Linked DNA regions of Homo sapiens: regions 1 and 3 are each linked to region 2. Evidence: chromatin contacts called from ENCODE Hi-C or POLR2A ChIA-PET data. All regions are on one chromosome and are shown on one strand. The core of a region is the stretch at or near the end of the contact, and the rest is flanking DNA. Distances in the headings are between cores, read along the strand shown.

Evidence for each region. A loop is a pair of places that touch in the nucleus more often than their neighbours do. ChIA-PET counts read pairs that join two places held with the same protein, here RNA polymerase II (POLR2A). Pooled maps may share reads with other maps.
Region 1: a loop to region 2 is called in a map with no recorded cell type, with 11 times the contacts of the local background. The contact joins the promoter of FAAP20 here to the promoter of TTC34 in region 2. A Hi-C loop is called at or near these places in 1 of 37 single-sample maps with no recorded cell type and 4 of 50 pooled maps. POLR2A ChIA-PET finds 5 or more read pairs at or near these places in 3 of 52 experiments (HEK293T, IMR-90 and PC-9).
Region 3: a loop to region 2 is called in a pooled map of heart right ventricle, with 4 times the contacts of the local background. The contact joins the enhancer-like site here to the promoter of TTC34 in region 2. A Hi-C loop is called at or near these places in 5 of 50 pooled maps. POLR2A ChIA-PET finds 5 or more read pairs at or near these places in 3 of 52 experiments (HEK293T, PC-9 and naive thymus-derived CD4-positive, alpha-beta T cell).

What each region holds. Positions count from the first base shown.
Region 1 is chr1:2,193,158-2,196,855 of GRCh38, forward strand. It overlaps FAAP20 (FA core complex associated protein 20), which reads right to left and starts at 1,615. Exons shown (of 4, transcript NM_182533.4): 1 at 1,531-1,615; 2 at 841-976; 3 at 482-753. The coding sequence starts at 1,592. RefSeq lists silencers at 1,370-1,459, 1,470-1,949 and an enhancer at 2,583-3,249.
Region 2 is chr1:2,799,910-2,803,376 of GRCh38, forward strand. It overlaps TTC34 (tetratricopeptide repeat domain 34), which reads right to left and starts at 1,784. Exons shown (of 9, transcript NM_001242672.3): 1 at 1,668-1,784; 2 at 135-959. The coding sequence starts at 918.
Region 3 is chr1:2,172,478-2,176,076 of GRCh38, forward strand. PRKCZ (protein kinase C zeta) reads left to right here. Exons shown (of 18, transcript NM_002744.6): 14 at 1,420-1,539; 15 at 2,277-2,356; 16 at 2,747-2,836. Among named protein-coding and RNA genes, the nearest start is that of PRKCZ-AS1, 9.6 kb to the right of the region's middle. RefSeq lists a silencer at 1,369-1,535 and an enhancer at 3,089-3,599. Within about 2 kb of position 1,959, at least 7 of the 41 ENCODE cell types and tissues checked have a DNase peak (open chromatin) inside an H3K27ac peak, as active enhancers do.

The DNA of each region.
Region 1 (3,698 bases), core at 365-2,864, 610 kb before region 2:
TTTGGGTTATCTTGTTAGCAAAACTGGGTTCCATTCCCCTTTACTTAAAAAATACATAAAAATATACGTTGGGTTTCAAAAATAAGAAAAAGCATCTCCAGACAAAAAAGACGATCTTCATTTTTAAAACCCATGACGCACTCTCGGGAAGGTGTTCCTGTGCTCTGGGCCTGGGGACGCTGGTGCCACCAGATTCCAGGATGGCCAGGTGGACCCGGGGCCAGTGCTCCCAGCCTTCCTTCTGTGCTGTTCTGTGGGCCCCCAGCCTGCCCTGCCCACAGAGCACGGCAAGCAGGTGGACCCCAGACCCGTGACAGAGAGCCACCTGGACATGCCAGGCCACAGCACTGGGCCACCTTTCCAGTGTGAAACAGGGCTTTAAAAGCCAGCGCTGAGCTCGGCCACCTCTTGACCTTCTGAACGGCTGTGGTTTCCAAACACGGATGGATAACCGGGCCGGGCGCAGGGGTGGCCTACTCACCTGGGGGCGAACTCCTTCTGGCACATGGGGCAGCTGCGCAGGGCCGCGGCACCCTCCACAGACGGCTGCTGCTCCACCCTGGGGGCCCTGCAGGGATCAGGTGCCGGGCGCTGGGGCAGGGACCTGGCGGGGGATTCCAGGTGCCCTCCTGCCCCGTGAAGCAGCCGGTAGGAACGGCCCGGGCCCCACAGGTCCGGCGGAAAGGGTGTCCAGGAAAAGGTCTTGGGTCCGACAGTGAAGACTTCAGTGGGCTCCGGGCCGCACCTGGGCTCCTGCAACACAGAGTTGTTGGGCCTTGCCCAGCGATGGCTCCCGCCCTGGAAACCCCTTCATCGCTAAGATGGGCCCAGTGGGCACACCTGTCCTGGGAAGGCGGGCAGTGAAGGCACCTCGTGATCCAGGATCAGCTCCGGGCTCACCGTGCGCAGTAGCTCGGCCCAGAGCCGCTCCCGCTCATCACCCCCCAGGAGAAACCAGGGGCGGCCGCCAGAAGGCCTGGGGCAGACAGAGAGGGCAGACAGGGGGTACTCAGTAGCGGAAACGCTATGGTGGGGAGACCCGGGAGGGCCTGGGGCAGAGAGAGCGGGGAGATGGGGGGTACTAGAGGGAAATTCGATGGTGCGGGAGGTGGCCGGCAGGGTTGGGGGAAGGGCTGCTGGGGCAGACAGTGCGGAGATGAGGGGTACTGGGGGTGGGGGAGCGGGGTGGGTGGGTGGAAATATGGGGTCCTCAGCGGGATGAGGCGATGGTTGGGGAGATTGCGGAGGGCCTGGGGAAGGTAGAGGGTTAGATGGGGGGTGCTCAGGGGAGACGCGATGATGGGAGAGGCGCGGGAGGGCCTGGGGCGGCGCGGGGGAAGCTCGGCGTGGGGTGGGGGCTCAAGGCGGGCGCTGAATGGCGGCGCGGGGTGGGGCGACGGGCGTGGGGGCCGGGCCCGGGGGCAGGGAGCCCTCCCCAGGGGGAGAATAGAGCGGGAGGCCCGCGGGGGCGCCGGGAAGCACGTGGGAGCGGGAAAACCGGCCGCGCCCCCGCCCGGCTCCCGGCCTCACCCGCCCGCCGGGCGCGGCCTCCGGCGGCTCAACCCCAGCCGCGGCCTCCGCGCCGCCTCCATCCAAGCCCGCGCCGGGCGGAAGTGAGCGCAAGCCCCGCCCCCGCCCCTCCAGGCCCCGCCCCCGCCCCGGCCCCGCCTCCAGACCTCTGCAGCGAGGCCGCCCCCCTCCGAGACAGTCGGAACCCCAGGGGCCCTGATCCCAGCCTGTAGGGAAACTGAGGCCAGGGTTCCTTCGTCCTGCACCGCACAGGGGGGCCTGGCGTGAGGGTGGGGGGCCCAGGTGGGGGAGCCCCGCCCGTGTCCCCTTTCCCGTCCGGGCAGCCCCCGGGCCGGAGCCCCCTCCGTTACCCCGATGGCTGCCCGGCCCGCCCCGGCACTGCCTCCTCCCGGCTGCACCCAACAGCTCCCGCCCCCGTTTCCGGCTCTGCGGAGCCGCCTCTCCTCCCAGGACCATTCCAGGAGTAAATAAAGCTTGAAATCCGCCGTCGCCACCACCGTTTCTTTACAAAAGGCGGGGAACTCAAGCTCCTTAACCAAGAAACCAGAGGCGAAGTGACAAAGTCCAGGTGGCTCACTTGGGCCTCAGGGGCCTGGGCCAGGGCCCTGGGGGCAGCTGAGGGGCTTTCCTGCCTGGACCCCGGGCTCTGCGACCTCAAAGTCGGCCACGTGGTGGCAGCAGCCGCCCAGGCACCCTGGTGCCACACTTGGCTGTGCCCAGTGCCCCATGGGCCCAGGCCACTTGCCTCTCCCTTGGCCCTGCTGGGCCCTGGAGTGGCTGCCACCCTCACGGAAGGAGTGGGGTCTACAGAGATCAGGGTCAGGGGCCCTCGCCAGACGCCACTCAGGGCTCTGGGACTCCTTGGCAGTTTCTGCCCTGCCCAGCCCCAGCAGCTTTGGGGCTATGCTGGGCACCCCTCCTGCAGGGCTCCCTGGCTGTTCCTACCCCTCACCTGGCCCCTCCCAGCCCCCAGTCGTCTGTGCCCTCCCTCCAGAACTCAGCTGTGGAGCCCGGCCCTGAACCCAGGCCACCCGAGTGGCCCACCGTCCTTCAAGGGGCCCCAGCCTGGAGGCCATAGGTTGGTGTTCAGGGAAAGGGTCAGCAGCAGGGCCTGGACTGGGAGGTCCCCCTCTCCCTGCATGAGTGGTTTTCTTCCGCACACCTTCCTGCTCTAGATGCTGGAGGCCCCCAGCAGAACAAGATGGAGGCACCAACCCCCAGGCCCTTCGACTTGAGTGAGCAGATGGAGATGCAGCGCTGAGTGCTGCCCGGGCAGGGGGAGGGGGCCTGGGGGAGCTGCTGCAGGCCGTGTGGTCTCAGGGGGCCCTGTGGGAGGTAGCCTGTGGCTGGGCCTGCTCTCAGGCGAGAGAAGCCCAGCCGTGGGGTCTCTGCAGCCCCACGTCCACCACATGGCAGGTGCCAGCTGACCAAGCGCTCTCAGACAGCCAGTGTCCAGGGCTCCCCGACAGTCCTGGCTGCCCTGGCTTCAGCTCCGAGCTTCTGGGTCTTTCCTGGAAATGTCACCATGGTCTGCAGGAGGGCCTTGGGTACTTCCAGGAAGACTGGTCCCAGCCTCCCAAGACAGGAGAAAAGGCCAGGCCCAGCAGCCCATGCCTGCAATTCTAGGACTTGGGGAGGTCCAGGCAGGCAGATTGCTTGAGCCCAGGAGTTTGAGACCAGCCTGGGCAACATGGCAAGACCTTGTCTCTATAAATAAAAAATTAGCTGGGCATGGTGGCATGTGCCTGTGGTCCCACCTACTTGGGTGGCTAAGGTGGGAGGATCACCTGAGCCCAGGTAGGTGGGGGCTGCAGTGAGGCAAGATCGTGCCACTGCACTCCAGACCCCAACTCAAAAAAAAAAAAAAATAGGCCAGGTGTGGTGGCTCAAGCCTGCAATCCCAGCACTTTGGGAGGCCAAGTCGGGAGGATCACTTGAGGCCAGGAGTTTGAGACCAGCCTGGCCAACATGCAGAAACCCCATCTCTACTAAAAATACAAAAATTAGCCGGGCATGGTGGTGCACACCTTTAATCCCAACTACTTGGGTGGCTGAGGCACGAAAACCACCTGAGCCTAGGAGGCATAGGTTGTGGTGAGCCAAGATCGCACCACTGCACAACAGCTTGGGCATCACAGCAAGACTCTGTCTCGAAAAACAAAAAAAGA
Region 2 (3,467 bases), core at 534-3,033:
CTGACTTTCTTGTCACTGAGGCACCCCAGCCCCAGCACAGCCTCACCCCATCATGGCAGGACATAACCATGTGGGGAGGGAGTGGCGGGGGCAGCTTTCACCCTGGCTCTGCAGGGGCCATGCCGTCCTCCTACCTTGGGGTTCGCTGCCGGTGGGATGGGCCTCGAGGGCCCGGCTGCATGCTGCCAGGCAGTCCTCAAACCTGCCGCTGTGGAGCAGAGCTTCAGGTGACAGGGTGTCACTCCGGGTGCCCCTGGGGTCCAGAGCCGCCAGGAGTCGCTGGCCACCGGTCTCCTGCTGGCCGGCACTGTGCCCAGCCTCCGGGTGCCCCGAGAGGTAGTCCTGGAGGGCACTGAGCAGCGCGGGGAGGTGGGGCCGCTGGTGGGTGCGAATGAAAGCTACCGTCCGGTCGGCGCTGGAGGCGAAGGCCTGGAGATAGGCGGCCACACCATCCGCTGCCTGCACCCCGGACAGGACCCAGGCGAGGGCGCGGGTCAGCCGCAGCTCCAGGACTTGCTGTGCATGAGAGTCCAGCAGGGCGCTGCAGCGTTGCACCACTTCTTCGTGACGCCCGCGGGCCAGCAGACCTGCCAGCAGGTGCAGGATGGCGGCGGGGTGGTCCGGGCAGAGGGCGCCGAGGAAGGCAGAGGCCAGCGACCCTGTCAGGGAGACCACTGCCATGCCGTCCCAGTGGATGGCGGGGATCTGGCTGTCCCCGCGGCACCAGGACTCCAGGGTGGCCACCACCGCCGCCCCCCGAGCCTGGGCCAGGGCAGTGCGCACACTCTGCAGGGCTGAGGGGGCGTGGCAGCTGAATGCAGCCAGGTAGAAGGCGGTGGCCAGGGGCAGCTCCCCCAGCGCCAGATGCTGCTCCCCCTCCCGGCAGAGGCAGGCCACGAGCTCCTGGGCTGACATCATGTCTGGGACCCCGACGGGCCCATGTCTGGTCCTCAGAGTACCTGGGGGTGGGGGAGCATGGTGAGTCCACAGAGGGCGGCCAGTTCTCCTGCCCTGTGGCCACCCGTGCCCAGCCTCAAGCCACCTCCACCCCTTCCCATTGACCCCACGGTCAGTGCAGACCCCACTGGGTGAAAACTGGGGGGATCCTGGGCTGGTGGGGTGGGGCCTACCAGGTGTCCCAGGCCAACTTCCAGCCCACTGTTCACCTCTGGGGCCTCAGTTTCGTGCCTTGCAGAATGGGACAGTGGCCTCCCCCAGCTCAGTTCCCTCTAAGAACATCTGACCCCTGAGTGTCCATGTCGGGAGGGTTACGGTGGCCCGAGGTGTCAGGGCCCAGCAATAGGAACCCCGGACCCACCCTCTGCCCCTCCCAACCCTGAGCCCCTCAGGAAGGCACACCCCCCGTCAGTCCAGGCAGCCCTCTCAGTGGGACGCAGGACCACACCCCTGCCCACCCTCTCACACCTGGGCCATTCGAGGGGGGCGCCGAGAGCACCTGCCAGGCCCTTGGGTCGGGGGAGCCACCCCAGCCCATGGGTGGGGGGGTTCAGTTTTGAGGTTGAGGTTCCAGGGACAGCCCCTGGTACTCCCCTATTCCCTGTCCCCAAGCTACTTGACCTGACGAACTAGCTCCGCACAGCCCTTTCTTCCCTCATCAAACAGGCAGCCCCCAGCATCCGCTCTCAGACACACACAGACACACTCACACTCGTCTGCAGCTTGGAGGCTGAGCCGGCTGTGCCCTGGGGACCCAGATTCCCTCGTGGGTGGTGGGGGACAGAGGGATGTGGCTGGCTGGAGGGCCCAGGCCTGGGTGGGGCTCCTATGACCGCCCCGTGTGGGTTGGGGAAGGCACAGCCTGCGGTTTCCCGGGAGAGTGTCAACACCCTTGGGTCTCCTGGCTGTCCTGCAGCGCCCCGCTGTGGCCAGAGGCTACCAGGCCGAGGTCCCACCCACACTGCCCCAGCCAGGCTCCAATGGGCTGCCTCAGAGCAGAGAACCCTGAGTTCATGGGGGTGTTGGGGGAGAAGGGGCCTGTGGGGTACAGCCCCCCATAGCCGGGGCCAGCCTCCACCCTGCCTGCTCTGCCAGGGTGCCCCCAGCCTCCTCTCCACATAGATGAGGAGGGCGCTTCCTGGAGGCAGGTGGGGGCCGCCTGCCCACCCAGTGCACTCAGGCTCTGGGTTTGTCCCCCAGAACTCCGCCTGGGCTGCTATGCGGGCCCCTCACCGCCCAGCCTCACTCCTCTTCTGGCAGGGCCCTGTCACCCGGTCCTGGGGCACCTCCCCACAGGCTGTTCCCTGTGCCGGCAGCTGGGACTGGACCTTCCGTGCACAGCCAGCCCATTTCCCTTGGCCGTCCTCCCTCTGAGAGGCTTAGGCAGCCCTGTCCTGCCTGCACCAGCTGAGCCAGCTGTGCCCTGGGGAGGGCAGGGCACATTAGCCGAGGGCACACCCCTCCCCCATCACAGGGTTGAGGCCCAGAGGCAGCTCTGGGAGCCATGACCTGAGCCTACTGCCCAGGGACCCTGATTGTTGCTGAGGAAGGGGTGGCAGCATAGGGACTATTTTAGGAAACATCACCTTCAGCCCGTGGCCACCGTCAGCCCATGCCGCAGGAGCAGAAAGACTGAGTGGGGTGGCTGGAGGCAGGCTCAGGTCCCTGAAGCTGAGACCCCACCACCGGCAGCTGCCCTGGAGGGCAGGCATGAGTGGGGGGAATGGGGGTGGTGCGTCCCTGAGAGAGGTCCCTCCCAATTCAGGATGCCAAGGTGCCCGGACACCAGGCCAATGCTGGCTCCTCTGTGGGGCTCAGGGAAGCAGGGTTGGGGGTGCCCTTTGGGGGAGGAGATCTTGGGAGTGGGGGGTGGCATCCCTGATCCCCTCGATGTCTGGGTCTCCTGAGACATGCCCCGCAGGCCCTTTGGGGAGGGTGTGGAGCCCCTGCAGCGTGGGCAGAGCAGTCAGGGTCAGTCTGAGGGTGCAGGGCAGGGGGGTCAGCAGGGCTGGGGCTGCCTGGCCCAGTTCTTCAGCTCCATGACATTCACCAGGGCCCAAGGCCTGTGCGGGTAATGCAGTGGGGGCAGTTTATTAAGAGATTGCCCATTACTCGGTGTTGATTACTTTCATTTTAATTGCCCTAATTAGGCGAGAGCTGTAATGGAGTGGGGCTGTCACCAGGGCTGTAGAAGAGCCCGGGGCACAGAGGTGGCAGGTCTGCGCGACAGTTGCCATCACAGCAGTGCCGATGGGCCCCCTGCGTCTCTGCCCTGTGCACAGTGCCCTGCCCGGGGCCCACAGGCACTGGCCAGATGAGCCTGGAAGTCTCGGAGGGTCCCGAGCTATGATCACAGCCCCTGCCTGAGAGCAGCACACCTGGATGCAGGTAATCCCAGGGCCGCCTCCACGCCACCTCCCAATCCGCACTCTCGTCTCTGATTCTGCCACAGACAAAAGTGGGCGGCTGAGCCGGACAGGGAGGCCGAGGCCGGTGCCTGGTAGTCTCAG
Region 3 (3,599 bases), core at 709-3,208, 630 kb before region 2:
ACCATCTTACACCCAAAAGCCACACACTGTCTTTCCCAGCCGGATGTCATCATCTGGCCTCAGCCCCTTATTTGAATTCTGGAAAACCTCCCATGTCCACTTGAGCAGCTCCTTGGGGAGGGCACTGCACAGGATTCCTCCTGCCAGGGAGCCCCGGGGCACAGGGAGGGGAAAGACACAGAAAGCGGGGGTGGGACAGGGTGCAGCACCTGAGTCCCCGTGCTGCACGAGTGGCTGGGGGAGAAGCTGTTGTCTGGGGAGCCCCAGGGGGTGCAGGAGCGTGTGGACAGGACCCCACAGGCCCTGCGGCTGAGGACGCCGTGCACACCAGAGTGTTTCTGCTCCTCTCCCCTCTCTGGGCGTGAAACGGGGACATGGGCACGCGTGTGCAGCCGTGTGTGCGTGTGTGAAACGGGGACGTGGGCACGCGTGTGCAGCCGTGTGTGCGTGTGTGAAACGGGGATGTGGGCACGCGTGTGCAGCCGTGTGTGCGTGTGTGAAACGGGGACGTGGGCACGCGTGTGCAGCCCTGTGTGCGTGTGTGCCGTTGGGCTGAGTGTTCGTGTGTCGGGCATCCATGTGTGTTGTGTGCACATGCATACTGTGTTTGTACACACTCCACCCACTTCTGCATCCTGGTGTTTTCAATGAGGCATGCATGGTGTGCCTTCAGACATTTTTACACATTTTTTTTGCCATCAGAATGGGTGTGGGGCAGGCAGGGCGGGCAGGTCACTCGCCGCTGGGATAACTGGGCTCCCCAGCGGCCACAATGGAAGTCTCAGTAGCCAGAGAAGGACAGACAGCAGATTGGAGGACTGGAATATAGTCTAGAACCCAGCTTGGGATGGGGATTCCGTGTGGGACAGCGGCAGCGTCTCACCTCAGCAGGGACCAGGGGGACTTCCGGGGACGCAGAGACAGCTGCTGTCCTTGGGCAAAACGGGTCAGGGTCTCCCACCCCTCATTCGCTGGAACACATTCCCAACAGGTTGACTACTTGAACCTTTTTAAAAAACAAAATGGCTGTAGAAGGAAACACAGGAGAGTATTTCCGTTACTGCAGCGAAAGGGCTTCTTCAAGCTTAGTTCTGTAGAAGCAGAAACGAGAGAGGAGGGTCGTCCGCAGGTTCCACCAGTGCCTCGTGCCGGTGTGGTCACAGGTGCCCTGGCAGGACCGACAGCCCAGAGGCAGCCTGGGAGACCTCCGTAGTGTCAGGGACGGTGGCAGGGAGGCCGAGCTGCCAGGTGGAGGTGCTGGTTCTGTTTGGGAAGTGGAAGTCACAGAGGCCTGTGTGCCGCCTGCTCAAGCCTGGCTCACACTCGTGTCAACTGGGCATGAAAACCAACGCCAGCCAGGTTCGTCCTGCTGCCGGCCCATGTGGCCCCACTCGGTGATGGCTGTGTGCTCTCCCCCAGGGTTCAGCGTGGACTGGTGGGCGCTGGGAGTCCTCATGTTTGAGATGATGGCCGGGCGCTCCCCGTTCGACATCATCACCGACAACCCGGACATGAACACAGAGGACTACCTTTTCCAAGGTGCGTGCCCCGCTGTGCGTTCGTACCCCTCACCTGCACGACTGTCTTCCTTCCTTTTCAAAGGTGCAGGTGGAGGGGTCCCGCGGGTGCCTGGAGCGGCAGTGCCATGCAAAGCGTACCGGGAACCATTCCTCCTGGCCAGACCCTGTGTCACATGCCACTCCCCGGGCCGTGGGGTGGGGTTACCACACCTGTGGGTCAGCAGGAAAGAGAACCTGTCCCCATTCAGCTCCAACTCCCTCCTGCCCTGGCCAGCAGCACATGCTGGAGCCCCAGCATGTCCTTGACCGAGGCTGTACCGAGCTGAAAGCACAGCCCCCACCCCCAAAACCCACAGCCACCATCATGGGCTCCTTCCCACCTGGAGGCCCCGGGACCTGCTCCTGGTCTGGAATTCAGTGCTGTGGGGATGTGGGATCTGGGAACGCGGCTGTCTCCGCGGTGCCCTCTGGTGGCCAGCCTGCAGAGGCACCCGTGTACCTGCGATCTTGGGGCTGAGGAAGGGGAGCTGCTGGTTCACGTCCGATCCTACGACACGTGCCAGCGCATGTAACCAGGAGGCCCAGGGAGGACCCGGCGGGACTCCGGGTTATAGATATTGCTGGGCTGTAGGAAGGGAGGGGCTCCGGGGCCCCAAGGCTGAGCTCCCAAAGCTCTTGCTCAGAGTCAGAGTCTGGGCGGCACTGGGCAAATGGCACACAACACAGGCAAGTCCTCACCAGGCTCCGCCCTTGCAGTGATCCTGGAGAAGCCCATCCGGATCCCCCGGTTCCTGTCCGTCAAAGCCTCCCATGTTTTAAAAGGATTTTTAAATAAGGTACGTTTCTGGCCATGCTGACAAAATCTCGTTTGTGGCCTCGGTGTTGGTGGGCAGAGGGCCAGGCACGGCTGTTGGCCATTTTTTCATGTCGGCTGCTGTGTATCGGGTGTGTGGGTTGATTTTCCGCTTCAGTATTTGAGCTCTGTGTTCTGTGAATCGTCCGTTTTTACTCACACCTAACAAAATGAGAATGTGTGCCCAAGGAAAATGGAACGGAGCTTAACGTACGGGGAAGGAACTTTCAATAAAGGAAACATCTGATTTCCACCACCTGGGTCAGAGCATCGGGGGAGGGCTTGTCAGCACTGGGAGTGGCCACCAAGGAGAGGGGGTCATGGGGCTTCCGGGATGGGGCTGACTTGTCCTTGTTTGAACTCTGACCTCCAGGACCCCAAAGAGAGGCTCGGCTGCCGGCCACAGACTGGATTTTCTGACATCAAGTCCCACGCGTTCTTCCGCAGCATAGACTGGGACTTGGTAAAGCATCACAAAGCCTATTTGCACCCCCATCCCCATCCCAACCCCAAATCTACCCAACCCCCATCCCAACCCCAACCCCAATATTCACCCAACCCCCACCCCACCCCATCCGAACCCCAATATCCATCCCAACCCCAAATTCATCCAACCCTCACCCCACCACCAACCCAACCCCCAGCCCAACTCCCACCCCAACCCCCAACTCAACCCCCACCCCAATATCCACCCAACCCCACTCCAACCCCTACACCCCCAACCCCTCCAACCCCTATAATCTGGTGGACAGAGCCGGGGCTGTGTGGGCCGGGTGGGCTGTGTGAGCTCGCGCACCGCCGGGCTGGTCTTTGACATGGCCCCACTTGCGTGGAGCCAAGGCTCCTGTCTCCCAGAAGGGTCAGCTGGGAATGGGGGACCACCCTCCAGGGCCCCGAGGAGGGATGGGGAGACACATTTCGTCCTCCGGAGCCAGGAGAGTGAGGGGCCGGACGAGCTCGGCCCATGGCGCTTCCTGGCAACCCTCGACTGTGCTGGCTTGGTGCCGCCAGGAGCTAGCGGCACATGCGTCCTGACCTGTGAGCACATTGGCTGTTGGTTCCACAGGGATCTGATAGTGGGGGCCGGCCTAGAGAAGGGCGTTTGCTTTGGTTTCATGGCCGGTTTTATCAGCAGTTACTGGACAGGACCAGCAGTCGCAGCGTTCACGGCTTGAGCTTTAGCGTCGGGTATTGAAGGAGAGTGAGTCTGTGGACAGGGTGCGACG